Linked DNA regions of Mus musculus: region 2 is linked to region 1. A link is a loop called in an ENCODE intact Hi-C map of the cell type or tissue named here. Cell type or tissue: left cerebral cortex. All regions are shown on one strand. Each heading gives the region's core, and the rest is flanking DNA. Links, peaks and the distances in the headings are about the cores only.

Evidence for each region. Peaks named below come from ENCODE experiments on the same cell type or tissue, not always from the same donor. Only the 100,000 strongest peaks of a DNase experiment are listed, where the experiment ranks them.
Region 2: a loop joins it to region 1, with 6 times the contacts of the local background. A loop is called at or near these places in 24 of 42 quality-filtered maps.

The regions. Positions count from the first base shown.
Region 1 is chr1:161,391,649-161,408,472 of GRCm38, reverse strand. It overlaps Tnfsf4 (tumor necrosis factor (ligand) superfamily, member 4), which reads right to left and starts at 13,035. Exons shown (of 3, transcript NM_009452.2): 1 at 12,730-13,035. The coding sequence starts at 12,891. In left cerebral cortex, for the core only: a CTCF peak has its summit at 8,150 (motif pointing left); a DNase peak (open chromatin) is centred at 8,145.
Region 2 is chr1:161,729,313-161,746,136 of GRCm38, reverse strand. It overlaps the pseudogene Gm5049. Among named protein-coding and RNA genes, the nearest start is that of Gm31869, 30 kb to the left of the region's middle. In left cerebral cortex, for the core only: CTCF peaks have their summits at 9,066 (motif pointing right) and 10,474 (motif pointing right); DNase peaks (open chromatin) are centred at 7,580 and 9,092.

The sequences.
Region 1 (16,824 bases), core at 3,634-11,633:
GTTTGGATAGAAGCAGTAGCAAATTATTAGGTATTACTTGGCAGATAATGTCAGGTCATATCTGTTCTGAAAATAGCATCATTTTGCTTTTCTTTAAACCTGAATAAAATTCCATTCTATACATGTACTATTTTCTTAAACTATTCACCTGTCATTGAGTTAAATGAAATAAGTCAGGTCCACAGAGACAAAATCTGCATGTTTTCTCTAATAATGTGGAATCTATATTTATGTGTAACTCATAAAAATAGAAAAATGACTGTGAGAGGGTAAGGAGAGTCTAAAAGAGGGGGAAGGAGAACATAAAAGGTTAAAGGAATAAATATGTGACATCAGAGCGGAAGGGACCATTTGGGGGTAGGAACTGGACTAAAAAGGCATGGGGATGGTTGACAGTAAAGGTCAGTGAACAGGGTCAATAAGAACAGAGTATAATGATACATATATATACTGCAGTGAGGGGCTGGAGAGATGACTCAGCAATTAAGAGCACTGACTGCTCTCCCAAAGGTCCTGAGTTCAATTCCCAGCACCCACATGGCAGCTCACAATGACCTATTACTCAGTTCCAGGGGATCTAACAGCCTCACACAGACAAACATACATGCAAGCAAAACACCAATGACTATATAAATTAATTAATTAATTAATTAATTAATCATTCCAACAGAATCAACTAACTTGGACCCTTATAGCTCTCAGAGACTGAACCACCAACCAAAGAATATACACGGGCTGGACTTAGGCCTCCCTGAGATATGAAGCTTGGTCTCATGTGGGTCCTGAACAACTGGAGTGGGGGCTGTTGCCTGCCTTGGGATATGTTCTTCTAGCTGGGCTGCCTTGTTTGGCCTCAGTGGGAGAGGAAGTGCCTAGCCTCGAAAATACTTGAAGTGCCAGGATGGGGAGATACTAAGAGGAGGTCCCCACTGGCTCAAATGAAAAGAGGAGGGAAGATGGGGGAAGGATTTAGGAGGGGGTGACCAAGAGGGAGCAGTGAGTGGGATGTAAAATGAACAAGTGAATAAATATATAAATAAATAATAAACTTTTAAATGCTTCGGTGAAACTCTTTGCTTGCGTGTTAACTTTAACAAACTGATAAAAAGAATAAAAATACTTTAAAGCTAAACTGAACATTTCTATTTCAACTCACAAAGTGAACACAAAGTTAGAATATATACACTCCTCGGTTTTGGCAAACTTGTGTTCCATTCATAAAAGTGGTCTCTCCACATGAAGCCTTTAGGAACTATCAACAAGCAGTGTGCTTCATAGAGTCCCAGACAATGAAAATAAAAGCTATCTCATGGCTTGGTAGCATAAGAGACAGTACCTGGATCTATGTTTTGAAAGAGAGAAGACACAGAACAGCAAAAGGTCTATAATTCGCCAAAAGAATGACCTACAAATAAGGCCGTTCTCTGTGTATTTAAGGCAGGGGAAACAAAGAACTGGGAAACTCTAATAGTACCAAGCACTGAGGTAATCTTCTTGTAATTGATTACTCCGCTATCCCCCAATCCCACTTAAAATCACCATGCAACAATTACCTGTAGAAATTAGAAATGGGAAAATTAGAGTAAGTGAGGTTTAGAACTTGTTAGAGAGTAAAAGGTACTATGTTCAGAGTTACAGTAGTCACTCTTCTCTTGACTCCAGGATTCCTTAAAAAATAAAAAGTTCATTAAAAACTTCTCCAGCTGTTCATACCATGTCCCCCAAGAGGGTAATGATGTTTTAAGAGATCATCTTTGGACAGTGTCAGCTTCTGGCTCTGACTCAGTAGAATGTGACATAATGCTGTTGACCTTATAGTCATCTGGCATTTGTCTGGAAGAGGGCTATCTGTACCAGGAGCAAATGTTACTCATCAAATATGAAACCAGGAAGTAGGGTCTGCAGTCATATATGGAGCTTGCTATTCCTCACTCAATACCAGAGCACAATTTGAAGATCTCGAGGGAGCATATGAATGAGCTGTGAGTCACTTGAGGAGATTGGGAAAACTCTGTGACAGTGTCCCCTTAGTGCACCATGCCACCTCCACTGTGACAGAGTTGATGTCCCCACCTTGAGTTTACCGTCGAGATCTGTGAAGTCATGAAAGCACCACCTAATAAATTCTTAGGCTGGGTCTCAAAGCAGAAAAGTGGGATTTTTCACACTTCCACACTACAGTGGACTGGGAGACTGGATTTCTTTACTTAAGGACTCAGTGTGTAGTTCATGGAAGCGGCATCTTGCAAACGGTGGATTCTGCTTCTGATGAAAAAAGCTTGGAACCTTGTTTGGGGAAAGGATTGGGAATAGGAATAAGGCAAAAACTTGGCCATCTTCAATGTTCATAAAAATGTGCCCCTAGCTATATTCTCGTAGAGACAAAGGCAGTGGCTTTGAAAACCTTAATTAAAAAAAAAAAAAAAAAGTTGATTGACTTTTGTGAACCCAGAGAGAAGCTACATTAATTGTTTTCTGAAACATGCTCACCCTGAATACGTGTGTCAGCACATTTTTTGTGTAACCTCTCTTTAACTCAGTTTTGCCTTCTTCCCCACTATACTGCCTGCTGATAATCTAGTGGCCTTTCTTTTAACCATTTCCTGTCTTCTTGTAAGGCTACTTAGTGGTGGTTGCATGTGGCTCCATAGAGAAACTCACCAATTTCTATCCCAGAGAACATGGACTGTGGTTTCATTGTCTCGGGTTTCTAAGAGTGATCTCAGATTTTTCAACTAAACAACAAAAACAGCCAGAGATATGCATTCCACCTGAACAATAAAAAGCATAAAAAAAAGTATAAGGCTCATCTAACACACTAATTCTTTGAATATCTTCAAAAGCAGCATGTTCTTGTACTAGAATTTCCCACTCCAAGTTAGCTACAGAATTCCTTGATTAACACTGACAAAGGGATCTACTGAAACATTTCTCCCTTCCTCCCCTCAGTGATTGAGAAGGTATTCACTAAAAATATTCTTGCACTAGTTTAGTGTCTAAGCAACTGGAAGAGTAAGTTGACAATGTACCCACCATGTCACCATATTTCTATCAGTTCTCAAACATAATGGCACTCAGTAATCAAATATTTGCTGACCAAGATAGCCAATTTCAACAATCATGGGCAATGCACAATGACAATGTCAGCTTTTATATAGCTGCTGGCCTAGGTCCAATCATGGTTGTTAAATTGTCTTGGTCATTTTTGAGTGTAAGGAAAGCACTGGAAGTCCTATCACTGGTGGCTTCTACAGGAAGTTACCCACTTCTAGTCTCATTTACTACATAAGAAGAAGGGACCACTTGTAGTGACAATTTTGGAATTTTGCTTTCTTTAAAAAAAAAACACAGAAATATTATAAGACTGTATTTCCATGTTAATCCCGGGTTTGGGGGTATGTGCTTTAGATTGTCCACAGCAGGTGATTATGATTTTCCCTGTGCTTTAGCAAGAGCATGATTTTGTCAGTGGCCCATAGTTTCTGCAATTGTGTGATGTTGAGAACTCTGGGGACTTTTCAGAAGATATAAAAATCGAGGGCCTTGAGTGGCAGGGTGGGTTGTTGGTTGGTTGTGTGGGTTGTTGGTTGTTCTTTGTTGTTGTCACTCATGGTTTGTTAAGTAGCCATGTATAGAGAAGAAATTAGATATCCTAACACCGGAGATCAAACTTGTCCCAAGGAACTTGATGTCCCTAATCAGCAGGAGGTAGTCTAATGATAATGTCAACCCCTTTCTTTTCTTTTCTTTTTTCTCTCCTAACTAATGTTAGGGGATTGAAGGGGTGGAAGAAAGAACTCACAAAGTAGCTAACACAGACTACAACTACTGCCTTAAAAGGCGACCTAGTTGAGTGGACTGGGCGTCAGACTAGCAGTAGCACTTCCTGGTTTCTTTACTGAGTCTAGAACAAGCTTTTTTCCCTTTCTGGACTTTTACTATCCTCATCTTGATGTCCAACTTCAATTAAAATGATGGCGCTGCAGTGCCTAATGACAACTCCATTGCAGAAGCTCATCAAATCACATCACCAAAGAGTAATCCACATGCATTATGTGACAAGAAGACCTTCTGGACCACAGATCTTTACACAGACCCATCTGATGTGAGAAAAGCAGCAGCAGGCCTTTTCCTCCCCAGCAGGAAAGTTTCCTCTACTAATTGAGGGACACTCAAGGTTGTGCCTGGTTCAGCAAGGCTCCTAGGCTCATTTGCATGAGGCTGACCTCCCCGCACTTGCTCCAAGGGAAAATGAGATTGGTGAAGGGTGCAATCATCAGGTTACAGCACTGGGAAAATGCTGGTGGACAACGGATTTTCAACTAAAACTTTTCAGCCAATTAATAGAAGACAATTGTGTAAGGCAAGAGGAAAGGTTCTTCCGCACTTTTCTTTCTTTCTTTTTTTTTTTATTTTTATGTAAGTAGACTATAGCTGTCTTTAGACACTAGAAGAGGGTGTCAGGTCTCATTACAGGTGGTTGAGAGCCATTATGTGGTTGCTGGGATTTGAACTCAGGAGGACCTTCAGAAGAGCAGTCAGTGCTTTTACCCGCTGAGCCATCTCACCAGCCCTCCTCCACACTTTTCAAAACCCAACTGACAGCAAGGCATGTGTAATTCCTTACTAATGTCTGCCAAGCTTGTCATATGCCCTACTATTCTCCTTTAACTTCATCTTACTGGTTACAAGCACTATCAGAACAGGAGGGCCATATCTGTCTTGTTCACCATTTTCTCCTAAATGCCTGACAGGAAACCCATGCTCCATGAAAACTAATTTTTTTAAAAAATGAATAAATGGTATCACTTGGGTTGAATAGCATGTTCTTCAAATGCATAAAGCTAAGAATATGCCCTTATTTGGAAATAGATCTGTTGAGAGTTTTCACAAATATGAATAGTCAAAATGACATCAACAGGATTAGGGTGGGTCCTAAATCCAATATGACTGGTACCCTTCAAAAAAAAAAGAGAGGCTCCACAGAGAGGAGAAGGTTGCCATGTGATAATGGGGGCAGAGGCTGGCGTGAAACCAAAGAACATGAGGATTTTAAGGAACCACCCAAAATGAGAGGAATCAGGAAGGATTCTTGCCTAAAGCATCTGTGAGAGCATGACCTTTCCAGTACCTCTGGCCTTCAGAGCTGTGAGAATCAATTCCTGTTGTGTTAAGCCACCCAGATTGTGATAATTAGCTACAGATGGCAAACCACGGAACAATAGAATGTACTTGCAAGAAGTGTAGAAACACACAACATAGCATCTCATTAACTACTTGAATTGGTGTCTAATAGAACTGAAAAGACTTAAACAATTATATAGTCCAGTCTCCTTCCTGTTTAAAAAGAAAAAGAGGAGGAGAAAGAGGAGGACTGGAAAAATGGATGCAGATCAGCTTCTCTCTCTATCAGAGCATGTCAGGCAGGCAATGGTGTGTTTTCTGAAAGGATCCTGTAAGGTATTATGTAATTGTTAAAGCTGCATTAACCATGTTATGCACGTTTTGTGTACGTAGCTGTTAAGTCTTTCTTCTGTGACAGAGCATAAATCCTCCAATCTTTCTTCAAAGGCAAGTAATGTCAGATAGAAAAGTATAGTTTTAAATCAGCCAGGAGCATTCTTAAAAGTTCAGAGATCACGGACAAGTGTCACGGACAAGTGTCACAGAAAGAGGCAAGATTGGGATTTTGACCTTCATCCCAGCCCTGATCTCTCTGTGCAAACCTTGACAAGCCACTTGCTTCAGATTTCCCAAGCATTTAATAGCACAACCATATCATTTCTACCTACCTCCAAGGACACAGTAAAGAAGAAAAGCCAGCAGTAGGGGAAAAAATAGGCCAAATTGAGGGACATTGTCACAAGTGACAGCACTCAACACCCTCTCCCCGTGTCCACTCTGATCTCAAGAACTCTGATTTTCCCAGTCTTTATTGTACCTCACACGGTAATATCTTCAGGAGTCTTAGAATCTGCAAGCATGAAGTACCTAACACACAAATAATTCTGAATACCTTATTGCTAAACTGTAAGACACGTTTTGCAATTTATTTTACAGTGCTGAAGGGCATTATTTCCCTCCCATGCTGACTATATTGATGTTTCTTTTTCATTTATAATATTAACCTAAAATTTATAATATCAGGAACCTTGTCTGACTACTTATCCTGGATTCCAGGCTCATGTTGTTGCTGTCTGCAGGGAAGCCTAGCCTTCAGTGTACATCACTTAAACTTACCAGAGCCCTCAATTTCCCACCAACACAATGTTATACTTGGTAATGAGGGCTTTGATCCATAAGGCGTATTAAACAGTATGGAAATAATTAAAGTGGGGGGTCTCTATTTCTATATTTGTTAGTCCATGGAAAGACTTTAAAATGTTATCAAAGTCAAATAAATACATACAAATTAACCCACCTATGAGCCATTTCAGAATAAAGGCTCTCCTAAGAAGAAATCAGTGACTCGGGTTACATATGTTTCCAATAGTGTGAGTCGGAACCCATGCTTCTCATAGATATGATTTTCTGCTGTCTGACGGCCAAGTCTCTGGAGAAGTGGAAGATGTGACTAAAGGTCAATAGAAATAGCCTGTTCTGTGTATTTTAATCCTGTAACTTTAATAGTTTTAAAAATATTAACTTATTTGTTCATTTAAAGGAATGTGTCTGCCTGAGTTGTGTGCATGTGCCTACAGAGGCCAGAGGAAGGTGTCAGATCCCTTGAAACCTGAATTACAGTGACTGAGAGCCCACTTGATATGGGTGGGAACCAAATGAGGTCCTCAATATGGTGATAAGCACTCTTATCCACTAAGCCATCTCTCCAACCCTGAATTCTAGATTTTTTTCGAACCATTTTAACCAGACATTGAACCTAATAACACTTCATGACTTCATAAAGTCTCCCCTTCTGTCTTCTTTTATTCTCTACTATAGCATAAACAACTCTTAATTAGAAACCTGTGTTTTTAAAAAATTAGAAATAGAACTATTTTTAGGTGGATTATTTTAATTCCCAAATTTCCAATATAGAAATCAGGTCTATGAAGCCATAGACCTTACATATTATGCCTGCTGAGTTAAGAGGTATAGTTGATTGTCAGCATTGGTGCACACACACACACACACACACACACACAACAAAGTAAAAGTGATGCCTCTGTGTGGTTATGAAAATATGCCCATGAATAGCAATAATAACTTTAGCTTTTACAAAACTCAGTACTCACGTTTGTGAACCTCCCAAACAAGTTCCAACTTCAAAAATCCAACACACAGTGAATTTGCTCGGGAACACGAAGCTAATAGCCTAAGAACAGCTGGACTTCTGGTTCCTGGTTCCCTGTGTATTTGTACCTTAATGCCTGGCCCCAAAGTCTAAGATGATTTTCTGTATTTCTATATAATGAAGTATTTTCACTCCTTTATTTGAAAAGTATCAAAACCAGCCAAGCATGGGATGTTAGAGATTCCAATTTCACAGTAATTCTTCTGTTTATCTCACCAGTGACTATAGAGAGGGAAGCATGCTGTATGTTGTCATTGTGTTTTCACGTGTTAACTCATAACACTCCCCATGGCTCCTTTGACTCACATGATCACAAAGGATTAATGCTCATTTTCCAGGAACACAAAACCCATGAAGTGGGAAGAAAATGGCATGTTCTTGGACAGTGTAGGGCACAGAGGTAATTGTCACCAAAAGGAAAGGAATAATCAAGGCAGGGTTGCTAGCCCCTTGGCAAGACTGGGTCTGCTCAGTGCTAATAGCTGGGAGCAACACTCAACAGAGATAAATAGGGAGATCATATCCATAGGTCAGGTGTATATTTGTGTTTATATATATATTTGTATGTAATGTTTTTAAACATAATTCCATCCACAGTATGCTATCCTATCATAAAGACTCCAGTCAGAATATACATATACCTAAGTTTCATTTAGAAAATACCATTACTGTGTGAAGAAGATTAATATTGCCAAATAGTGCTCGTCCTCATCTGTGGAAATGAGCACTTGGTTCCCAATGAGAAATTGATTTCCTTTTAGATCAAAAGAGGTTACTAAATGAATTCAGTTAAGGAGAATGTGGGCAAGCTGCCTTGAGACATAAGAGGACGGTTAGTTTTACAGTGGTGCCCCCTAGCGCCAGGTGAAATTAGGTTGACTTCTGTACTGCCCATCTTTAGATCCCATGCAAAAACGGAAAATGTGGAGAAGCATCCTTGTTGGTAACTGCTGCCTTTGGCATAGAATAGAATAAATCAAGTTTCCCAGAATGGTTCACAAGATCTTTTGCCATTCGCGCCTGCCTAGATCTTCAGCTTCATCTCCTACCCCTACCCCCTTCTCTCTGAACGCTCAGTTTCAACCATGTTGGATGATTTGCTATTCTGCCTACCCATCCCCATCCCTCCTGTCTGTGGAGGGAATTCCACTCTCAACTTTAACATCAGCTGAATATCATATCTCTTCCATCAGCCCCTTGACTCTCCACGCATATGCTCAGACATCTTAACCCCTTCTCCCTCCGTTCCTCTTTCCACTGTCCCCTGAGAACCCCCACACATATCTGTCATCTTTTTGCCTCATCTCAATTCTTGACCATTAATTTAAAGAGTTTTTTTTAAAGAAACCTCCAGTGCAGTTTTTATTCTGAAGCTTCAAACAATACCCTATACAAAAGAAGCATTCAGGACTGATGTAAGGTTGCTTTAACTGATAAGATCGAGTGCAAAAGTCAAAATCACCCGGTTAATTAAGTAGGTAGGTGATCATGAGCAGTTTACCTACCATCTTTGGGTTTTTGTTTTCTCATAAAATACTGTAGCTGATATCTGCTCAGCAGCCTAGGGTCTCTGGAACATTTCATTCACATCCACCATCAGAGCCTCCAGATCCTTCACGATGAATTAGTCCAACAGTCCAAGTGTTCCTTTTTTAAATCTCAAAGACTTGCTCAGAGAAAGTAAATTCTACTCAAATTTGAAGTTATTTTATGTATATGATTGAATAATTAATAAAAAAGATGTGGTAGATCACATGTAGATGTTTAATTGTAAACCAAGATTCAAGGCAAATTTCTCTTTCTTTCTTTTGTCTGTCTGTCTGTCTGTTTGTTTTTTGAGACAGGGTTTCTCTGTGTAGCCCTGGCTGTCCTGGAACTCATTCTGTAGACCAGGCTGGCCTTGAACTCAGAAATTCACCTGCCTCTGCCTCCCGAGTGCTGGGATTAAACGCGTGCGCCACCACTGCCTGGCCAAATTCCTCTTTCCAGTATTTAACAATGACAACAACAACAAAAGTTGGAGTTTTATAATACAAAACATCACCAAGAGACTGAATTCTAACTCTTGACACAGACCACTTCTGCTTTTCCTAACAGAAACAAGAGACAAGAAGTTAGGGTTTGCTAAGGAAAAAGTCCTTAACTATACAAGGTCATGGTCAAGGTGACATGAAGCTTGGAAGACTTCGACAGCACGGGGACACACACATATAACTTACAGCTGGGGAGATAGCTCAGATGATAAAGTATTTGTGTAGAAAATATGATACCCTAAAATGAGCTCCCAGGACCCTCTTTAAGATGCCAGACATAAGAGTGTGTGCTTGGGACCCTGGTCCTGTGAAGGCAGAGACTGGGGGATCTCTGGGTCTCAATCACCAGACAGTCTAGCCTCATTGGTGCACCCTAGACCAACGAGCAATGTCATCTTAAAGAGAGGGTGATGCATTGCTGAGGATGACATTAGAGGTTGCTCTCAGGCCTCCACACACAATTGCAAATACACATGCAGCCATGTACACAAAAGCAAGTTCCTACACATAAACATATGCACACCCACAAACGCCACATTCAAAATAATAAAAACAAAGAGCTCCTTCTCACCTCCTAGACCAACTTCCCCTCTGCCTACTGCTTCCCAGTTAAAGTCCCAGGAAAGACTAGAAGCCTGGCACTTTACAGGGTACCCCAGGGTAATGTCTGATGCACATGAGGCGGCAGCAGCAGCAGCAGCAGAATTCCATTTTATAATTCGAACCAGTGATATTCTAAAGTGTTTGTGTCTTTCCTCGTTCTTTTTCTTTAAGATTTATTTATTTTATGTATATGAGTGCACACTGTAGCTGTCTTTAGACACTCAAGAAGAGGGCATCAGATCCCATTACAGATGGTTGTGAGCCACCATGTGGTTGCTGGGAATTGAACTCAGGACCTCTGGAAGAGCAGTCAGTGCTCCTAACTGCTGAGCCATCTCTCCAGCCCCGTCTCTTCCTCATTCTAAGCAAGCTACTTCATGAACTACAAGGAGAACAAATTAGGTATTCAAAGAATACTCATGAAAATATGATTCTTCCAGGCCAGTCTTAAGAGCCAAGAAATCTGCACCTATAGGCACAAAAATCTGCTAACGTACATTTCTGTTCCTTCACACACACACACCCCCAAGCCTGTTCTTTTAGATGGCATGCTCATTAGCTAATGAGCAGAAAGAGCTGTCCATTTCCTACAACCCATCCCCTGTTACTGATGAGAAAACCAAGTCCCAAAGAAACACATAAACTGCAGAAGATGTGGGTACAGGCTGTCTTTGGGTGGGGGAGTGGGGGAGGGGCAAACTGCAAAAACAAAGCTGTTTCTCCCGTATGTCAATAAAATCTAACTCGGTCATTATTGTTGCTACGTAAACTTCAAAGGAAAATGTGACTGCCTGGTAGAGTTTAGAAGCTGGAACCTTGAATGTAGGAAATCAAGGCTAAAAAAGTAAAGCAAAGAAATAAGGAGAAAGGAAAGTAATGAGATTCTCTTCAAAATAGTTTCCCTACAAAAGAAAAACCTCGCTGGGTATAGGCCTTATAAGCATGGCAGTTCACTTCCCCTGACACCTCACTTCAACATATGTCTCCCAGGACAGGTCTCCTTGCATCAACCTCACCACCTGGTCCACCCCCAACCATAACGCCAAACATTCATGTTTTAAAGGTTACCAGTTCCTTTGTCAAAGAAAGTGTCTTCCTCCTTCTGGTCTTGTCTCTATCCATTCAATTTGACCAAGTTCCAGGGAAAAAATACATACTGCCTATTATCGACCCCCCTTAATACGTCAGATTAAATATACTCGTCCATTGCACTGCCCAGGTCTGAGAACAATGTAAAACTTTGACTTAGACAAGCTCCCAAATCTTCTCTATCAAGAGCAACCAGGTTGCTTATTTCATGAGGAATCAGTGTCCAATTCATATCTCCTGCTTTTGATTCCATTTCGAGCCAAGACCACAGAAAACAAATTCCCTCATAGACTGCTCTTACCTCAAAGACCTGAGTGCCTTTGGCTTTGGCTTTACTTCCCACATCTGCCGCAGTTTCTGGATGACTTGAAGAAAGGACCCGAATTCTTACCATGCCTGGGGGAGAATGTCCACGGAGGTCCCAGACACCAGCGGCTCACCCCGTGTTTCACTTTTTGCTCTCTCCTGCCCCTGCCTGATACTCTATGTGCCTTGTTACCCTAGACTGGGGTCTTAGGTCCTTCTCATCCCACCGAGTGAGGAAACACACGGCCCTGTGGTTGTTTGAAAAGTCTCAAGACTCCCAGACCTATCCAAGGCTCGCAGCTGGTCTATTTTTGGTTACTCTGTTTGCTTTCTTTAAAAAGCCTGATTCCGGTCTGTGTCTTAGACATCCTACCGTGAACAAATTACTCTACCCTAGCACCTTCTCCCCCAAAGTGCCTACAAAATTTCCATCCACCGCCCTACACAGAGAGCTATGTGGAGTGGAGAGAAGAGGACCGGGCTGCTGCTGCTCTAATTGGCCAAGCAGGCTTGAGCCCCACACCAGTTTGCCGGCCCAAGGGACAAGCACAGTACAAGGTTCAGCCCTCGAGAACACATACGCTCCCAACAGCTTCTAGTTATCAAAACCGCACTTCCTGTACACAGAGACATGCCCAGGCCTTTGCCCGGACTGCTCGTCGTATCCTGGTTTAATTTGACGTAGCTGTGTCTCTGATATGGCCATGAAAAAGACCTTCCATTCTGTCTGTCATCCACCATGGATTTGCTGACATAAAGCAACCACTATGGAAACAAGAATTATGAGGCCAGATCCAACATGGAATTCTGGGGAGACCTGCGGTTGAACACTTAAAGAACATACGAGCAAACAAAACTATGAGATTAAGTGATTGATGTAAACGGCTGAGCCAACAAATGTGCACACACATTGCTGCAGGTCGGTGATAGGAAAGGACTTAATCCTGAAACCTTCAAAAAAAAATTTAAGAACCAGATCCCCTTGAATATCTGCAGACTCATGAACGCGGTGGGAAGTAAAACGGGTCCGTTATTTGTCTTTCTTTTATACTGATTCCCCGATCAGACACATTACTACCAGGATGGATAGAGAAATATCAGTAGCCCAAAGCTTCAGGGTGACAGCTCATTAAGATACATCAGGGATTTTGCCTTGCAAAACAAACAAACAAAAACCATTAGAAGCAGGGCCCCTCTGCCCTTTACTCCACCCTAGCACTGCTACTGTTAAAATAGGAAGGAAAGGAGACACCAAAGGATATTTGACCACACTTTACAATCTCTTGGTGGCAGGGGCAGGGACTGAACAGTTTTACCATTAGATCCTTTACAGGTGACTGCAGCTGTTGCAGTTGGCGCTCAGCCAGAGCTGGAGGAAAAGCAGCGCCCACTGGTGCATCTTACCGGAGAGGAAGAGAGTTGCAGGCAGACATAGATGAAGCACAGAAGCATCCCTGCTCCCTTGATCCCAGAGACCACCAGCCTTAGCGTCTTCTTCCACTTGAATCTTGGCCTTGATCCGTTTTCCAGATTCTCATCCAGGGGTTGAACCCCTTCCCCTTCCATCTCTGCAGTCGGGGTGCAGAGGAGATACAGCTGTGGCGGGGAACCTGGGGGAAGACTGCTCTTCACCACAAAGGAGCCAATAAGGGCAAAGTCAAGCCTGCGGGTCAGAAGATAAAGGTCCCAGAACAGGAGACAAAAAGCAATTGAAGGAGCAGAGCAGAGTCTCTTCGTTTTAACTCTGCAGGTTTTGCAGGCGGGGGAACTTCTATGTGACTAATCTGAATTTCCCCTTTACTTTCTTTCTTTTTTTTTTTCCCTCCGGGCTAACAGGGAGTTGTTTTTGTGGCATCCCAGTTATGAATTGAGTGACTTCGAAATGACATTCACAAACGTGTGCTCTGAAGTTTTTTATTGCACCGGTAATGATAGATAAAGATCACCCTTTTTTTTTTTTTAAAGCAGCTTACTTACCAATCCCTCAAGATGTCTTAAACCATAGAAGAGATTTGAGGAACATGCTTGCCAGACATCCCTGCTTCTATTGTGCAATTAATCTCCTGGCCCATTTTACAGTTTCAGAATCAAATGCATGCAGGTTATCCTTGAGATGAAAAGGACAAAGAGGAAAATAGAAAGGTGGATTATGCATATAGACATAAAGAAGGGGTCTTATAGTTACATAATACATCACATTAAGCCACATAAACTAATATTTATTGAGCAACTGCTATGTGTCAGACACTGTGTTAAACGCTCTTGCAACTGTCATACTTTCTCATTTCAGGGAAATTCAGCAAATACATGATTAATTTTCAGAATATCAAAAAAGAAGCAGAAGAAAATTCTGTCATTCCCCACCCCACCCTCCGCCTTCACTCCCCTATATATTTTTCCCACACATAACTTTTGCATGAGTAATTCAAGTAACATTTGAGGCTTGTTGCTCTCTTTGAAATGTTGGCTGGACTCAGAGCCTGCTAAGTAAACATATCTTCCCAGGGTTGGAGAAACGACCCAGTGGTTAAGAGCAGGGCTGCTGCTCCAGAAGACGGGGGTTCAGTTCTCTCCCTCTACGTGGTGGCTCAAAACCATCGTAATTGTTCATTCTGGAAGACCTGATGCCTTTTTCCTAACCTCCGTAGGCACCAAGCATGCAAGTGGTGCACACACACAGGCATAAACCCCTTACATTAAAAACAAAACAAAACTTTAAAAATAGATTCTTCCAATAGCCAACTGCTCACCACTTAGCCGTTGTCACTGACATGCACAGTGAAACTAAATGAATGTGAAGTTTTAATGTCAAGTCCAAAATGGCAAAATGTTTATTGAATATGTACTATGAAGTCAATGCTATATAAGTAGCACAGGGATGCTGAACATAATTCTCTCTCAACTTTATGGGAAAGTCTCATGGTTTATCATGGAGCCGTCAACAGATAAAGAAGGAAGTGAGAGAAAAAAATATTCTGAGAGCCAGAAGTGTAAGAAGGTACATGAAACTCACAAATGTGCCACAATTAAAGAATATCACGGATATGAGGCATATTAAAAAGAACATCGAGTTGCAGGACAAGGAAGGTACTTTGCCACAGTAGTCAACTATTTAAACCAGTTGATGCCTACATTATAATAAGGAGGCGTTGCATTTGGAGACCATTGGGAGAGCTAAGGTATGGGTCTTCGAGTAAGAGTCGGACTCAGTTTCACATAGGCTACTCTGCAGCAATGATGTCCTCAGCAAAGCAGGGTGTGAAGAGAGCGGGAAGAAAAATCAGTGTAAACTTCCCACTTGCATAATATGTAACAGTTGTAACCAGTCACTTTTACTAACCAAACCACCCAGCGCTCCTGTGGGAGGGGAGGCCGTTGGTCCTATGGGGGGCTCGATGCCCCAGTGGAGGGGGATGCTAGAGTGGTGAGGCAGGAGTGAGTGGGTGGGTGGGTGGAGGGGGTATGGGATGGAGGGTTTGGAGGGGAAACAAGGAAGGGGGATAACATTTGAAATGTAAATGAATACAATGATTAATAATAATTTTTAAAAAGACTGAAAGAGACAATAGGTAAAAGCCCAAAACTCTAATACAAACTAGAGATATGAAAAAAAAAAAGGATAAAGCAGATTCATGTTGAGAAATCACAGGGAACAGTCTGACTGGCTAGTTGTGTGTGGTGGATGTGGGTATCTGCAAGATGTGTGTGCATGTAGTGGCTGGAGGTCCCTATCAGGGACCTATCAGGTCTTCTTCAGTTACTTTCCAGCTTAGTTTGGAGGAAATGTCTCTCAGTGAAGCAGGAACTTGCAGTTTTACTAAACCAGCAAGCATGAGTCCCGAGAATCCTCCCGTTTCAGCTTCCATAGTGCTGGGGCTGTAAGCATGCGTCACTGAAGCCAGCTTTTACATGGACTGGCTACGGCTCAAACTCAGAACCTCATGGTGGGTGGCATGGCAAGGGTTTTCCTGAACTGAATCACTTCCCCCGCGAGAGCCAAAACGACAAAAAATAACAAACACCTATGAACACAAACAGTGTGCAGCACGAGCTTTCCTTATCTGTAGCATCATGCATCTCTGGAGAAATGATCTTTTTCCTTACATACAGTAGGAACGGTAGAGCATTTGTTATCTCGGGCCAAGGAAGCAGAGGCAGCTGGGCTGGCCCTGAGTCATTGCTGTGCTGTGCTTCTCCCTCTTGACCCCCTACTGCAGCGCTTTGCCTCCTGTGATTTTTACTGAACTTTAAATGATCTCTTAAACTTGTTTCTTTTTTATTTTTTTTCATTTTTTTGAACTGCATTCTCTCATAGACCTTGTAGAAAGGAGAATACACACACACACACACACACACACACACACACACACACACGCACACACACACACACTCACCAGGGAGGAAGAATTAGAAAATAAGATGGAAATTCTAGGTGAGATTTTTTTTTTGTGATAGACTGTGTAAGTGTCTCAAATCTCATCACCAGGCTGCTCCAGCATTTGAACACCACTGATAGAAATCACTGTCTGACATCATTGGTATTTCAGTCCTGGGCAGATGGGCAGGGACCTCCATCTTGAAAATGCTTTTTAATAAAATATGGTTGAGATGTTTGTAAAGAACTCGAGTGAATTACCAACTCTGGTGGGCAGTGTGTTTTAAAATACCTTACAAAAAATAAATATATGTGCCAGAATAAACTAGTTTTGCATAGTAAACCAGAAAGTAAAACAAACCAAAATGGTTACGTCTCCTAGACATTAGCCTCCTACAAGAACAGCCGAAGCTATAGACAAGTATGGAACACAAAAATACTTCAAAAGCTGACAGAGTATCTCATGTTCAGAGAATAGCAAAACTTTTGGGGGCTTTTTCGGTTTGGGGGATTTTGTTGTTGTTTTGGGGGTTTTGGTATTTGGGGTTTTTTATTTGTTTGTTTGTCCATTTGAAATATCTACGTATGTCATCTCCTTGTACTCTGTAAGCCTCGACCAGGTGCCTGAATCCTGGGGCTGGGGAAAACCACAAGAATGAAGCACATCTCCGGAAGAGTCACAGCTGGACCAACAGGGCAGCCACAGCTTGGAAGATGATGGCGCTGAGGTATCAACACAAGGAAGGATGCAGAGGGAGGGTGACACTCTGAACTGAACTTTTTTAAAGGGGTAGCTTCCATAACATGAGTTGGGGAAGTCTGGTTATCTAAGGAAGAGAGACAGACTGTGGGCAGGAGCAGGCACTCCACTCTGGGTCAATCATGCTTGTGCCTTGGGCACTCTGGGAAGTACAGCTGGAAAGATGGACGGTAGCTGCTAAGTGCCTGGGAAAGTTTTCCTGCAATAAGGAACTAGGGAAGCCCTGACAGGTTTGAAGAAAAAGGTGACATGATTAGACTTTAGTTTGTTTTGGTTTTAAGGACCGATGGAAATGGTGCGATTAAAGAGACCACCTGGGAGAAATTTTTGGAGTGTTCTGTGCCAACTGAAAATGTAACCATGC
Region 2 (16,824 bases), core at 4,540-12,539, 340 kb before region 1:
TTCAGCTGCAGCGCTGCTGTGACTATGGCCCCAGGGGCCTCGCTGCACCAGCAAGGCGGCCTGCTGCATTGTGAACCTGCAGAGGTTAGCCAGTCTGTAGTCCAACTCCTCAACAATGGTCAGCAGCAGCTGTGAATGGAAGACCAAGCGTCTAGCAGTTGCTCAGTCCCACAAGACAAGCAGGCAAAGAGTGAACCTTCTTTCTTCCAGTGTCCTTATGTAGGTCTCCAGCAGAAGGTGTGGCCCAGATTAAAGGTGTGTGCCACCACACCATAATCCCAGATGACCTTGAACTCGGAGTTCTCCCTGTCTTAATCTTCTGGAATTCATAGCCACTATGCCTCAAGATCTCCAGGCCAAGATCCAGGTCAGAAACTTGTATCTTCCAGCCTCCAGAGTAGGATCGCAGGTGAGCCTTCCAGATAGAGTTGACAACCAGAAATAGCCACTACACGGAGCAAGCTTGGGACAAGACTAGGTTGAGTGTGCAATTAGTGCAAAAGTAAGCTGGAGAGATGGCTCAGCGCTTAAGAGCGCTCAGTGCTCTTCCAGAGGTCACGTGTTCATTTCCCAGCAACCACATGGTGGCTCACAACCATCTGTAACAGGATCTGATGCCCTCTTCTGGTGTGTCTGAAGGCAGCTACAGAGTACTCATATAAAATAAAAATAAATAAATAAATAATAAATAAATAAATAAATAAAAAAGATTTCCTTTAAAAAAAAAAGGAAGAAAGAAATGTAAGCTAAACAGGCTGAGCCACAAACTTCTGCAAGGAGGACCTGGTGGAGGACACAGTGGAAGACATGATGGAGGGTGTGATGTAGCTGCTCCCCTTCCCTCTACCTCAGACTCCCCATCTGCAAAATAAATCCAGTTAAACGGTCTCCCTTTCCCTTGCTGTCTTGAACATTTTGTAATTCTGGGAGTTTTGAGGCAAAACAGCCCAGAGTTTTGCACGGTCACAACAAACACATTTGTCTTGTGAAGCTTGGGATAAGCAGACACTATTCAGTGTAGGGGAGAAGCAGTATAGGGGAGACAGAAGCAGGAAATCCGGGGTGGGGCAAGGGCGGGATGAGAATATTTGCACACAACCACTTGTGAGTCACCTAGCTTTAAGCATGTCACTGTCCTCATGTGTGAAATGGAGGCAGCAGCACCTACCATGAGCAACTGAGGAGAAAGTTCTGGTGGGACTTGGCAGAACTTGGACCCTGAAGTTGCACCAAGCCCTTGTTGATCTCTCCTCAAGGGACTCCCATACACTTTGATCAAACAAATCGATTACTCATGAACGAGGAGTGGGTCAGGGAGAAAGGAAGCCAAAGATAGCTCTGAGTGCTACTTTCTCTACTAAAGTCCTACTTTAGTAAACTAGTTTGACTCCTTAAGTCCCTGCAAAGAAGTTATTTTTGTGGTATAGGAGGCGGCTGCTGTTTCTCAAACATCTTCTCTTACAAGGAAAGAGATAGTGTATTAGGGAGAGAAGCAGAGAAGTAGAGAGGTGAGCCAAGCCAGGCATTGGTGGCGCACGCCTTTAATCCCAGCACTTGGGAGACAGAGGCAGGTAAATTTCTGAATTTGAGGCCAGCCTGGTCTACAGAGTGAGTTCCAGGACAGTCAGGACTATACAGAGAAACCCTGTCTTGGAAAAAAACGAGAGGTGAGTCAGGCCTTCCCTGTGGGCTGGCTCACCGAAAGCAAGCAGGAAGAAAGGCTGTCTGGGCTTTTGTTTTTAATCTTATCTTATGCATACAGGTGTTTTGTCTGCATTAATGTTTGTATTCCATGTGCATGCAGTGCTCACAGAGGCTAGAAGAGGGTGTCAGATCTCCTGAAATTGTTGTTACAGACAGTTGTGAGTGGCCATGTCATTGCTGGGAACCAAACCTGATTCCTTTAGAAGAGCAATCAGTGCTCTTAACCACCGGATATCTCTCTATTCTCACATTTGGGCTTTTAATTGACCAACACCTCCCTTAACAAGGTCCCACTCTCAGTTTTTGTCTCCTTGTGTCATTTAGTCTCCAGGTTGAAGATTCTCCCTTGCAATGTAGGACCTCTGAGCACTTCAGTGGCTTTCAATGTCCTGTTATCACTCACTCTGCCCTGTTGAAGAGCCACGCAAACACACACCTCCACGCCCAAACCCCACTTAACTTCAACCTACACATGAGGTAAATTCATTCCCTGTCTGTGATGGTTTGTATATGCTTGGCCCAGGGAGTGGCACTATTTGAAGGTGTGGCCTCATTGGAGTGTATTATTGTGGGCATGGGCTTAAGACCCTCATCCTAGCTCCCTGTAAGTCTGCTAGCAGCCTTCAGATGAAGATGTAGGACTCTCAGCTCCATGCCTTACATGGATGCTGCCACACTCACACCTTGATGATAGTAGACTGAACCTTTGATCTAAACCAGCCCCAATGAAATGTTGTCCTTACAAAAGTTGTCTTGGTCGTGGTGTCTGTTCACAGCAATAAAATGCTAAGACACTGTCCTTTGAGTCACTGTGCTGTCTGTCATTCTAGCTTGGGCTATTTGTCATTCCAGCTATCTCTACCCTAATCAGTAGGAATAAGGGGTATGAGAGAAGGTCTTTCAGGAGTATATACAAGGCCAATTGAGAAAAAAAAAAAAAAAAAAAAAAAACCAGCCAACATGCTGTCCAGTTACACTGACTCCCACACCACTGTTGCAAAAAAACAAAACAAAACAAAACAAAACAAAACAAAATAAACCAAAACAAACCAAAACAAACCAAAACAAACCAAGTAGCTTATGACCCTACTATATCCAGTGCCACTGTGTCTATGAGATTGAATAAGAAAGTTCCCAAGCTTAGGGGTGTGACTCAGTGTAGGTGGCCCATCTACCATTCTTGAGGTTGGGAGGAGAGGACACTAACCAAAACAAAACAAAAACTGGAAAAAAAAAAAAAAAGAACCAATCAACCAAAACACCTCTTGTGAGCCACCCTTAACTGTGTACAAAGCACAAAAGGGCAAGCAATATTATTTCTGCTTTGCAGAGCCTCAGGTTAAGTAACTTATTCAGCCAGCCAGGGGGCATGGAGTAGGACTTGTGCTTCATAAATCAGGTGCTAGAGTCCTGGCCTCCCACCGTTCTCTACGCCCCGCCCCCTAGCCCACTGATTCGATGGGACTCTAGGATCAATCTTGTGTAACTCTGAATTTGGAAATATGAACTGTTGATCGCAATGCACTGAGCTTTGAAAACTTTCTTAAAGGCGCGTGCAACAGGAGGTAGCAATTCCTTGAACTTTATTTTTATTTTGCTCTCCATACCCGCTGTGAGCCAGGAGTCAAAAGATCCTAAGTAGGAAGGTAAATCTTGACTGAGTAGCTCACGAATGCCCTTCCTGTTGGCAAGAGGAGTGTTCCAAACATACAACAAAGGCAGTCCACCCACACAGCTGGTCATGTATTCACAAGGCTTTTTCTTCAGTCCTTAAGTCAACAAGGTCTTATTGGAGACATATCAGGTGTAGTAGGCACTGCGCTGAGTTCTAAGACATCAGTAAGCAGAGCAGACTGTCCCGCATAGAACAGATTCGGTGGTACAGATGCCACCGGGGCTCATCATGTACCCAAACGTGAAGACAAACCGTAATGAGTGCTGGAGAGAAACGGATGGCATTCTGTGAGAGCAGAGAAGCTGAGTGAGAGCTAACCAGAGTAAGTGGCTTGTGAGCTTCAGAGAAGGATAAAGGACAGAGGCACCGGTGCTGTGGTCTTGGTGGGGGTAGGGGGAGCTTGTTGAAGCAGGAAATAATTTTTTAAACCTCCCACCCTCTGTCCCCCCTCACCCCCCAAGAAATAAAGTAAGCAAAACAGCAAAAAAGTTCAGGTTCACTGGCATGATAACTCAAGTCTTTAATCCCAGGACTCCAGAGACAGAGGCTGTAGATCTCTGTGTGACTGAGGGCAGCCTGGTCTGCAGAGTGACTTAGGGAGACCAAAGTCAGCCAGAGATACTTAAAGCCTTGACCCCCGGCGGGAGGGGGAAGCTGTAAGGAGGGTGAGTGACTGGAAAAGCCCTTAGGGTTCCTCAAGATCCTGTCTCAAAAAGAGGGGCTCAGCAACCTAGTAAGTTTGAGACCAGCCTGGGCTACTTGAAATCCTGCCTCAAAACCAAAAACAAGAGAGCAAGGGTAGCTCCCGGGCAAAGATGGCTGCCATGCAAGCCTGGCAGGCCGATGAAGGAGAGAACAGCCTCCATACAGGTTTCCTTCGACCTCCACAAACGCACCGAGGCACCCGTGCCCTCCACATATGTCATGAGCACACATACATATAGCAGTAATTTAAAAACAAGTAAGTCTCTGCTTTCTCATGTAAAGGAATACAGAAAATCCAAATCTGATAAGGGATTACTACCCAGATATCCAAGAAACTAAGTGTAGTGGCTATTTCTAGTTGTCAACTTGACTCTATCTGGAATGAGCTACAATCCAGAATTGGAAGGCTCACCTGTGATCCTAATCTGGAGGCTGGGAGATACAAGTTTTTGACCTGGATCTTGGCCTGGAGATCTTGAGGCATGGTGGCTATGAATCTCAAAAGATTAAGACCCCTTTCTATTTTAATATGCCTTAAACAGCACAATGGTGGGTCACTCCCAAACCTCCACATGGCTAAAGTCTCCCTTCTGACACTCCTGAGATGTTGCTTACTAAAATCTATATTCCATCTTTTTACCCTAGACCCAATTGGGAGGGGGTGCTCTTCCCCAGCTCTTACATGGCTGGTATTCTGTCTTCCGCTGCTCTCAACCCGGCATCTTACTCCTTCCCTGACAATGGCAATTGTTCTCTCTCTGTGTTCCTTGTCCATGAACCTAAAAGTCCCACCTCTGTCTTCCTGCCCAGCAATCAGCTGCTGGCAACTTTATCCATCAAAGCCAACTGGGGACAGGGGCCCTCAGTGTCTTACATGCAGATTTGTGGGTCCCGTGTAATTTTGGGAGCCCAAATTCACACAAGTAGCACTAGAACCAATCCACAACATCCTTGGTCCTGGGGCAGGTACCACTATAAAGATGCTCAAAAGGAAACCTGTGTTTAGGAAGTTGGTCATGCTGTGCTGACATAAACCATGACTAACGTATTAAACCACTACTGACTTGGAAATAATTCTTCTCTGTGGCATCTCTGTCCGTCAAGGAGCAGGGACAAATCTGAGCACTTCTGCCATGACAATGTCAGGAGTAAGGCTGCTCTGGCTTCGGAGACAACACTTCTTTGCTTTCTAAGTGGTAATTCCAAAAAAGATGAGTGTTTCACAGGTCCTTCAGTCTGGAATTAGTTGCTGTTTTGATGTCATTCACCTGGTAGAGATCTGAAGCCAACTGATAATTAAAGTATTGAAACTAGAGATTTGGAGCAGTTCTAATCTGTTTTTCATATTTGATAACAGTGAGGTAGCTGATTGGTATGATTTCATGTCAAGACCTTCAGAAGGCTCTGCTGGTCACAAAACAGGGATATGCTTACGTGAAAAGAAACTACAAAAGCCTCCAGTTGGGCTTTCTGGTTCCAAGCAGTTCCATGCACGTGTCCCTAGAGAAAGTGTATCCAGTCATGGCCCTTAGAGGGGACACACTAGGATTCTGTACCCTATGTCTCGGCACGCTCTTCCTGTCATCATGGGACCTAAGGTCGTACTGCTCACAGCTTGGTGGAGAACCCAGGGGGCAGATATTAGAAGGAGGGATTTGTTCACAGGTGAATTTGAGAAACAGAGGAGACATTTGTGTCTCAATTGTCCATCTTGGGGGATTCCGGAATACAAAGGGGATGTATGAGATACAGGGGAAACAGCAGGCAAAGTACATAGAAACCACAGGCAGAAGATCCCCAAGCCGGGTGCTCCATCTTACCAGTGTGTGATCTTCTTTGTCCCTGTCTCCTCTTTTGTAATCAGGCCTGGGACTTCCAAGTCTGAGGCCGGCATCTGCATTTTCTTCCCAGGTTGTCCAAAAGTGATTTCATATTTACTGGGAATGAGACAAGCATTACAAAAGCCTTTCTGTGGAGTTTAGAATGACACATCAAAGACAGGAGTTGCCTAAAGGGTTATGAAGAGTAGAGACAAAAAGGCCCCAAATCAAAGCAGGAATCCCAATCTTTAAGAGTTAGCCCCTGACTTAGATGCTGACCTGAATGACCTGTGATGCCACATACAAACATGTAGAGAGCTTCATTTCTAATGACCCATGGCCCTTACCTTCAATAGCCAGACTGAAGAAAAGCGACTGGTGTAGTAACATTTACTCTATCACGAGATAGCGAGATGCCTGCTTATTTATTGCAGAAATGGCACAAGAGGTAAGGACTGATTCCGTCTCAGAGGGAAGGGTCTCTCTGTGTATGTCTCTATCTCTCTGTATCTATTTCTCTCTCCCTATCTGTTTCTATATCCGTCTGTTTGTCTCCCTCTGTCTCTGTCCCTCTCTCTAAATCTCTGTCTCTCCTTATGTTTTCTTTCAATAAATCTTTTCTACATCTGTTCTGGTCTGGCAACGGCTTATCGTTTGTTACCTTCATTTCTGGGTCAAGAGAAAGGCCAGCAAAAGTAACCTTTCTATCTGCCCTGCTATACACAGACATCTTTTAGCTGAGATGTAGATTCTTAGTTAGCCAGATGCCACATCCTTAGTGGGAACATTGTCCTTTTGGTCCTGGGGTACTTAGAGATTCAACTATGTGCCTTGGTGTGGTGGTTTGAATGTGCTTGGCCCATGGGAAGTGAAACTATTAGGAGGTGTGGTCTTGTTGGAGTAGGTGTGGCCTTCTTGGAGGAAGTGTGTCACTGTGTAGGAGGGCTTTGAGGGCTCCTCTGCCGCATGTCTGCTGGAATAAAATAGACAAGGCAATATATGTGTATGTCTTTCAACTGATCTGTCAAGTACAGATCAGGCATCTCCCTCCTCCCCACACTATCCTAGGTGTGTGAGAAAAAACAAGCTAAAATGGAAGAAGGATAGCATAATATCTTATTTTTTGGTTGACTTGTTTAAGTTCTGAGGGGGGTCTGTCTGATTTATAATTATGATTAAGAGCAAAATGAGATATACATTATTTTTGATTGGACTTAAAACTAAATATCAAGATTCAACATCTTCTAAATGCCTTGATTAACTTTCTTGAAGCTGTTCTGGGCTTTCAGTTTGAGCCGTTAATACTTGCTTCTAGGTGACTGGAGTTCTGAAGTTCTGGTTCCTCCAATGTCAAGCCAGACATTTTTCTTCTTGGGGCTTCAGGTTTCAGACCTGTATGTTCATGCAATTGAACCTGATGTTCATTGTAGTCTGACACAGCTTTGATTCCCTGAGTTCTCTGACATTTGCAGGTTATCTACAGAGTGGCATCTATTTCTGGAAATTCTTCCTTGGGCCTACTGAGCCATAATATCAAAACTGAGTAACTATGCTATTTTATCTTTATGTATATGTGGTGTGGTGGTTTGAATATGCTTGGATCAGGGAATGGCACTATTAGGAACTGTGCTGTGTTGGAGGAAATGTGTCACTGTGGGGGTGGGCTTTGAGATCCTCCTCCTAGCTGCGTGGGAGACAGTCTTTTTCTGGCAGCCTTTGGATCAAGATGTAGAACTCTTAACTCCCCCTGAGCCATGCCTGCCTGGATGCTGCTATGCTCCCACCTTGATGATAATGGACTGAACCTTTGAACCTGTAAGCCAGCCCCAAATAACTGTTGTCTTTTATAAAAGTTACCTTGGTCATGGTGTCTGCTCACAGCAATAGAAACCCTAACTAAGGCATGTGGTATGTATGTGTGTTTGCTTTGAAGACCCAAAGTTGATGTCTGTGTCTTCTTTTCTCTGTCTCTAATTTATTTACTGAGTTAGAGTCTCTTGCTGAACCTAGAGGTGGCCAAATATTGCAGATATAACTGGCACCCTTCCCTAAGGAAACCCCCGTCTCTATCTTTCAAGTGTGATTATAGATGATCTCCAAACCTACTTGGTTTTCACATAATTTCTCCATATCTCAACTCTGGAACTCAGACCTGTGTAGCAAGTGCTTTACACTGGGAGGTACTGCTTGCCCTTGAGTAAACACAGTAATGATTGATTTATGACTGAAAGTATATCCAACACACACTTATTTTTCATACTGGATTCTAATTGAAGCTTGTTACAATTATGTAAAAGCTACACATGCATTGTGACTTATTCTATTTCAAGATCCCACAAATATGTAGTAGTTTTTGGATCACATGATGCTTTGTCAGAAGGACATTTTCATATCCTCTGCAAATTTTGTTCAGATAAAAGAAAGGATTCCTCAGATAACCTTTGGAAAAGTTCTACAGCAGGAACTAAGCCCATTGGGAGCACCTGTCTCGTTCCCTTGGCATGTAATCACACAGGCTCCGCTCTGCACAATGGATACATAGCTCTCTTAACAGCAATGCTGTAGTTACTTTATCCAAAGTGGTGATTTTATCATTGTTATCAGTAAAGGAAGAAGTAAACCACCAATGAGTTTGCTGTGTTTTCCCACATGGAGCCTTTATAACAAATATATCAAAAGGTAATTTCAGAGGTGAGACAGACTGTAGTGGCCATGTATCCAAACAAGATTATTTTATTTGATGATGTTCAAGTCCCTCCAAATAGTTTCTAATAACTGGAAGCCTCAGTAAATGTAATTATGTGCACCACACTTTCTCCACTCACGTTTGTCTTTGCATACAATAAAATTCCCTCCGTGTATATGCTGTTCTGAATATTGGCAAATGCGTAGTTATAGAATTACACCACAATCAAGTTACAGAATTGCCCTAATACCACCCCAAATCCTTGTTTTGTTCATTTATGGTCGACTTCTTCCATCCTACTCAACACTGCTGTGCTGCTCTGTAAGTCTGCTACTAAAAAAACTTTTAGTTAGTTTTGTTAGTTGAGTAAATGAACAATTGAATAAAAATAATAATAAATGAAAAATTAAAATACAGGAAAGAAGTAAAACTAGGCAAGAGTGGGTAGGTTTAGAATGACCTCTAGGCGTACTTCTAATTTCTGTCAGTAGATGGCAGTAGAAGCCAATGCCCATCTAGAAACCCTCCAAAAATAAAAGCCGCATTTTGGGATAACCTATTATAGGCAAGACACTTTATTAAGGGTCTATCGAGGTGGGAGAAGGAGGGTGATTAAAATCTAAAGATAAATAGAGGAAACCTTTGAGTAGGGATGTACTGTGTGTTTCAAATGTGCTAAAGGACCAGTTTTTACATATCTAAACTCTGTAGCAAGCAATGGGGCTTGAGAGAGGCAGAAGATGGAAGAGCAGGTAAGGGCCATCCTACAAGGTAGGATGATGATAAAGCATCAGTTAACTGAGTCTTTCTACAATACTTACATGGATCAAAACACTACATTTCATCCCACAAATGATATGCACAATTATACACTTAGCTAATTATAATACTCACTCACTTGGGAGATTATATTAAAATATGTCCTAATGTAAGTACAAAGTAATCGGTTATGTCTTTAAAATTTTTTTAAAATTAAATTTGCTTATCTATCTTTTTATATGTGTGTGTGTTGTCCCCTGGTGTGCATTTGAAACTTGGAGAAGTCAGTTCTATCTTCCTACCATGAGGGTTTGAGGAATCAGATAGGTTATCTGGCTTGGCGCCAAGTGCCTTTACCCACAGAGCCAAGAGCCACCTCACTGGCCCCCATGTTTCTTTGACACTGTACTCTTGCTCTTTTCTTCCTAGATAGAGTCTTGAGATGAAGCGTAAGCTTGCTCACAATCCTTTGGGCTCAGCCTCCTGAGGGTTGGGATTATAGTTGTCTACCACCAACCTGCCCTGGATTCACTTCTCAAAACCAACTCTAGACAGAATTACAGGGACAGAATGTGACTTCTGCTGCTCCGACCTCAGTGAGTTTGCTGTAGTTCTTCTAGAGGTCCAGACCTTTTCTTTTCTGATTTCCTCTGCGGTCTCTCTAGAGGTGCATGGGGAAGAGTTGGGCTCTCCTCTATCACCCGTCCTCCATCTGTAGTAACTACCTGGGCTAAGCAGACACAGGAGAGAGAAAAGAGGTGAGGGTTATCCTATAATCTTGCCACCAGGCTTCCTCTGGGGGTTCAGGGTGCTTATAGAGTGGTCTGGGATCTTCCATTTTGTCTTCCCCGTGTGCCAGCCTGAGGATGGCAGAAATTCAGGCTGCGGAAACTCTAGTTCTCAACCTGTGGGTCACGACCCCTTGGGGGGGGGTCACGGATACCCTACATATCAGGCATTTACATTACAATTCACAACAGTAGCAAAATTACATTTATGAAATAGCGACGAAATACACTCATGGCTGGGAGGTGGTCACCATAGTGTGAAGAACTGTGTAAAAGGGTCTCAGCATTAGGAAGATTGAGAACCACTGCTTGGTTGTAAGCCATCACCAGGTGGCAGCAGAAAACCGTGAAATCACAAGATTCGGATTTTGCCCCCTGAGTCGTGGACCGGAAGGGTTGAGGGAAGAGGGGTGGATAGTCAAGAGGAATCCGTTATCCTTCTTGTTAATGTCAATGATTCCTGCTACCTCACCAATGAAAGTGTCAGCCTGGGTTTGTTCTCCACACAACCATAGAATAAAATTATTAAAGCATCCTATTGGAATCCTGAAAGAACCCGATCCAGAGCAAAGTCCCACTCTTAATCTCGGCATACCAGCTAGCACAAACTAACTGAGTAACAGACATTTAGACCTGGGATGGATATTTGGGGAAGAAAATGACAAGAAAGAGGGAAGAGTCAATAAAACCAAAGCTGTGCTGCTTCCCGAAGGAGCCTTGGGCCATTGTCTCCTGTTTTCAGTAACAGAAGCCGGAGGCCCAGTCTACACTGGCTGCGGAAATCTGTTCTTGGCTCCCAGTCTCTTAGCAAAGCCCGTGAGTCCTCTGGAGGGCGAAGTGTGGAGAAGTCTGGATGAGGTTTTTTTTCGGCCCACTGACTCTTTTCCTTCCTGAGCAGCTGAAGAATTCTGATGTGGTTTTGTGGTTTTACAGTAAGCGTCCCGGCTCTTGTGGACACAGTGTGCTTTCAGTTTCTGAAAGTGAGTCAGATCGACTTTCCTCTTAGGAGTAAGAGTGACCCTTGCTCAAAAGGGCACTATGACTAGAAAGACGAAGCAGCTGAGGCCACCGGTGCCGGAGTGCTTGCGTTAGAGCAGTCGCTGGTTTCTGGGTCTTATGGGTAATTTTTTTTTTTTTTTTAAGGTGAACTGTTGAGATCTTTTTGCCCATCGTGAGTGACACTGTTGATGCGGTCTAGAAAAGGACTCAGAGTTTCATTTGATCAGCTAGTCATGACAAGGGCGTTTCCAAGTGGGTTAGTTGTTGTCATTATGCTTTTAAGTCTCTTGCCTATTAGAAAGCTCATGATACTGAGCCATTTGACCAGAACGGGTGACATCTTCGAGGCCCATTGAGTGTGAAGAGCCAGCCAGTAAACAGAAGGTTTCTTGGGGTCTAGCTTTCTTTCATGGTTCCCCTTCCAGTGATTTTTTTTTTTCATGAAAATACGTAGGTGGCACCTCCTCTGGCAGCTGCTATGCTTTCCTCAAGCATGTAAATGACACGTTGTGACGTATGTCGTCACCTTCATAGCCTCGATGAGCACTGTCAGTTCACTGTGGCATTTCTTCTTGTTGAGATTCTTCTCATTCTACGTTTCGGCCAGCGACTCCCACGGGTGACACAGGGATGCTGGGCACTCAAGAGGAAACCTATTTGCATGTCTGTTCTAGAATTTCAATTTAACATCGCTCCTTGGAGTCTGAGTCATGGCAGGACCACCTCGGGCAGACTGTGGTTCTTTCTTTAAGAGTTAAACCCACCTGATGCTGAGAAGGAGCAAGAGATCATACTCTCCATCAATCCAGCCCTGACGAATCTTTGCTGCCTATGCCTTGCAGAGTCTATGTTGGAAGGCAAGAGAGAAAGAGACAAAGAGCAGCCAGGTTGGGGGGTGGGGGAGAGGAGACAGTAATTAACCACTCAGCTATTCAAGACTTCTGCATTTTGTAAGGGTATAAAACTTGCTCCTACCTCACAAAGGAGAATTTCCCACTACTTTCAGGTACTTGGCCTGTCACTGGCAGTCCTTAGGAACTACACAGTAGCATATGCTGGAGCACACTAGGTTTAGCAGAGGGACATACGAAACCGCTGTGCCGTGCGAGATCCGGCAGGTGGTAGCTCCGTAAACCTCTTTCTATAAGGTGTCAAACTCACATTGTATAAGCACCCGGTGCGTGTTGTTTTAGGTGGGAGTCTTGGTGGGAGTCTTGATTACCAGGTGTGGCATGAAGTCTAGATTACAGGTATGGACTTGCTGGGGAGAGTCTAGAGTCACTGTGAGAAGTGACCAAATGGCTAGAAAATTCTAGAAAAATCTACTCACTGAAACTATGTCAAGCTGACGAGGAGCTGTTGGTAATGGGATGAAGCTCAAAAACCTTTCCTCAGAACAGTGCCTCATAGAGAGCAAAGTGCAGGGTTACAAAGGAGCCAGTTATATTGAAATACGGTTTTCAAAATATTCATGATTACACACACACACACACACACACACCCCATTAGCAATAACTGGTGGGTTGAATGTTGTGACTTCCGTGATGATGAGCATAAGTGGATCTTGATGAATATTATTTGCATTGCATTACTTGCAAGGATTACAAAAATATGGATGAGGGCTGGAGAGATAGCTCAGAGGTTAAGAAAACCTGAATTTGAGTCCTAGAAGACCACGTATAAATAAAGTCTTGGTTGTCGTAGCTCATGCTTGTAACTCCAGCTCTGGGGAGGTAGAGATAGGCAGACATCCGTGACTTGCTAGCTAGCCAGCTTAGCTTACATGGCAAGCTCCAAGCCAGGTTGAGTCTCAAAAATATGACCATACCCTGAGATCTGAGGTTGTCTTCTGGCTTTCAATGCATGTATGTGTGCACATGCATGCACACAAGAATGAATACGCTGTTTCTAACTCAGAAAAGTAAGCCCCAAGCTTACTGTATCACAACTCTGTTTATTCATACACATGTTTTTTTTCAGTGTTCAGGTACAGAAAACCAATGCTAAAGAGACCTGTGGAGTTCAAACTACTGAACATTTGACCATGTTATCTGTCTAGGCACATCAAGAGCCATAGCCCTCTTAAGCAGAAAAGGAAAGTCCCAAAAGCTGAAACGACTTGGTTGAAGTCACATATTTCAGGTGGACAAAAAACTAGGGCTCTGGACTTCTGAAGTTTTCTTCAAGTGTCTGTTTCAAGATCAGGTGTGAGTCTGTTTACACAGAAAAGTAACATTTAGATCTGCCTTCTATAGTCTCCCTTTTCAATTAAAATTATCAGTATTTCTAAAGCCAGCAGTCTGTCTACTGTTAATTAGATTTATTTTTCTGTGATTGAGCATGAGAGGTCAGTCTTGCCTGGGCCAGCTGCTTCTGAGACTGGTCCCTTAGCCATTCCGCAAAAGTGGGCACAGATTTCTGTTTGCCTCAGGCGACAGTGTAAGTCACCTTAGCCAGACTGCCTTGCTTCAAGCCATCCCCATGGAGTTTTGCTAAGTATTTATTGAGTAGGTGAGACTTTCAGGGTTTAAACTTTTGTTTATTCTCAGGATAGGTATGTATAACTTTGGCCAATTAGGGCTTTAAGTTGGTCAGCCTGACCTATCTCTTGAGAAGGATAATTGATAATTCTCAAATATAATGGTCTGAGTTTTAAAAAGTTAATTATTCTTTCACAATTTCAGATAAATATATGCACACACACACACACACACACACACACACACACACACTACTTTAATCCTGTTTTCTCCTTTCCATTATCTTCTTTGTCCCCCTTCCCTTTCCCATGTAACCTTCCTTTAACCAGTAAGTCCCTTCTATCTTCATTTTCTACCTCTTTTTCTTGTTTTTTTTGTTTGTTTGTTTGCTTGTTGTGTGTGTGTGTGTGTGTGTGTGTGTGTGTTTTCCACTACATAGGGATGCCTGCATGAGCATAGGTGGGCAGTTATTTATCCAACTAAGGGCAACTTAGCAGGGCTACACCATTGAGGAATAGGAGTCTTTCTTTCCCAGTAACCCTGGGAGGGGCGGGGCGTGATGAGCCCCTCCCCCGTCCCATGATGCGAGGCTGATTGATAGTGCTGGTCTCCGGTAGAGGTATAAGTTGATCCACTGCACCTCCTGCACCTTGTCAGAGTTTGGTTTTGGTTCTTTCCAGTGACCTCAAGCACACATGCATCGAATGGCTTGTCTTTGGACAGTAACTGAACATAAAGAAAAATTGACTTTTGTGTCCCACTTTTCACCTTCCCTCCCCATCACATTCTCCCCTTCTGATATTTATTTAATTTTCCTAAGAACACTGAGCCCAGACCTAGCCAAGGAACAGACATGTTCCTTGAATCTGATGTGAATACGGCATGGGTGTTGCATGAAGGACATACCTTACAGTGTTTGCGTGAAGGACATAGTTTCACAGCGCTAAGGAGCTCCACAGCATTCAGCGGGAGCAGCACAGAGAGGGAGGGCACTGTAGTGGTTAAGGGAGGCTTACTAAGTGGCTAAAATCAGACCACCCCCATGGAGAATGTTTTTTAAGAGTTTGACAGGTGGCTTGCTCACTTATACCTGTAAATCAAAGTTTCCATGTCCACCCCCCCTGCCCCAGCCAAGAAATGACAGATGTCATGCAGATGAACCTGTTGATGGTTAGCTTAACCAGACTGCGGCAGGTGAGAGGGTGGGGGATGTAAGCACAGAGAACCAGACACACAGAGAGAAACCGGCTCCGTCTCTGGAACATGGCCACCCTGAAAATGATCACGCTGTTTCCTCTTTGGCGAACTGAGGTGCTGGTGGGAGTTATTGAGACCCAGTCTCCATCAAACAACCAAAACGTTTCTCTTTCTCAGCGGGGGCAACAAGTCAGATCTGAAATTGATAGTTAAACCACAGCTTCGGTCACTTAGCTCCCCAAGACTCTAATCGCCCTTGTTAGCTCCCTTTACTCCCACACAGAAGCTGCCCTTTGGGGGCTGTGTGATGCCAGTAAATTCATCTCTCACAGGATCAGGCAGAATGGGCTCAGAGCCCCGTGAGATTTTCAGAATGCTTAATAGAGTATTAAAAGGGTATGTGGGGGTGGTTGATGCTATGTGCTATGCTATGCCCTCACGACCTATACCACCGCAGCTTTACCCAAATGGTAGTTTCTTCTCAAATTCACTTGCTGTAAATGCCTATTCATTAGCATACAACTGAATAGTTGATTAAGTTTTGGAGAAATCACACTTTGGGGGGGGGGAGTCAAATGACATAATAAAACTTCTAGTGAATCAATGCTGATTAAATCCAGTCTCCTGTATGTGTGTTCACATATGTGATTATGGAGGCTCTGATGGATAATCTGAAAAATGTGAGAATTGATTTGCATTATAGTCTCGGATGCTAAAGATATTAAAGAAATAGAAATTAAAGTGGAAAGAAGATTACTATAGGTTAACCATAAAGGGTGTTATTGTAAGTTGTCATCTTACTATAGAAATCTTCCCACAGATTTTATTTAGTTAGCTAAAATGGAATTTTTAATTTTATTACATGTATGTGCATATGTATGTACGTATGTGTTTATGTGCATGTGTGTGCATGTTTATGTGTGTGTATATGTTTATATGTGTGCGTATGTATGTTTGTATGTGTTTATGTGTATGCCTATAAGGTATGGAGTGTGGAGGACAATTTAATGCAATTATTTCTCCCCTTCACTGTGTGGGTCCCAGGCATCAAAGTCAGGTGGTCAGATGTGGCAGCAAATGCCTTTACCCACTGAACCATCTTGCTAGTCCAAAATTTGAAAATTAATTCCAAAACCTGGAAGTTATAAAAGCCTTGTTACATGTCCCTAAAGAAAACTTACTCAGTAAAAATAGATATGAATTAAGTTATAACTTAAATTTATTTTCTTGCTAGTTTTTTTACACTGTGTGTGCATGTGTACATGTGTGTGCATGTATGCATGTGTGTGCCTGTGTGTGCCTGTGTGTGCCTGTGTGCATGTGTACATGTGTGTGCATGTATGCATGTGTGCGCATGTGTTGTAGGGGATAGGCATGTGACATGCATCAGTATGGAGGTCACTGTACAACCTGAGTGACTGATCTTCCACCATTACATTGCTTCATACCTGCTTATTCTAAAAAAATCAAGAATTCAGAGGTGATGCCTAACAAGACCTCAGCAGCCAGTAAATTCTGGACTAGCAAAACTATGCTAAAGGGACTTCCCTAGGGGAGCAGAAGAGGCTGGGCCCTGCATGGCATACAGGAGCTGTGGTAAGGTTGGTTTAGTTGTCCCCAGTCTGTTATGGTTCTTAGGAGCAAAGCAGTGTTTTGAGAATGAGACTGTTCGGTTTTGCTTTTTATCCTTTTTTCTTCTCTTCTCTTCTCTTCTCTTCTCTTCTCTTCTCTTCTCTTCTCTTCTCTTCTCTTCTCTTCTCTTCTCTTCTCTTCTCTTCTCTTCTCTCTCTCTCTCTCCCTCTCCCTCCCTCCCTTTCTTTTTCCCACTGATTCTTCCTTTCTCCCTCCCTCCCCCAAATTCTTCCTTCTCCTCTCCCCTCCCCTCCCCTCCCTTTTCCTCTCCTCCCCCCCTCCCTTTTCCTCCCCTCCCCTCCCCTCCTCTCCTCTCCTCTCCTCTCTTCTCTCTCTCTCTTTTCCTTTTACTTTCTTCTCTCCTCTCTTCCTCTCTCTT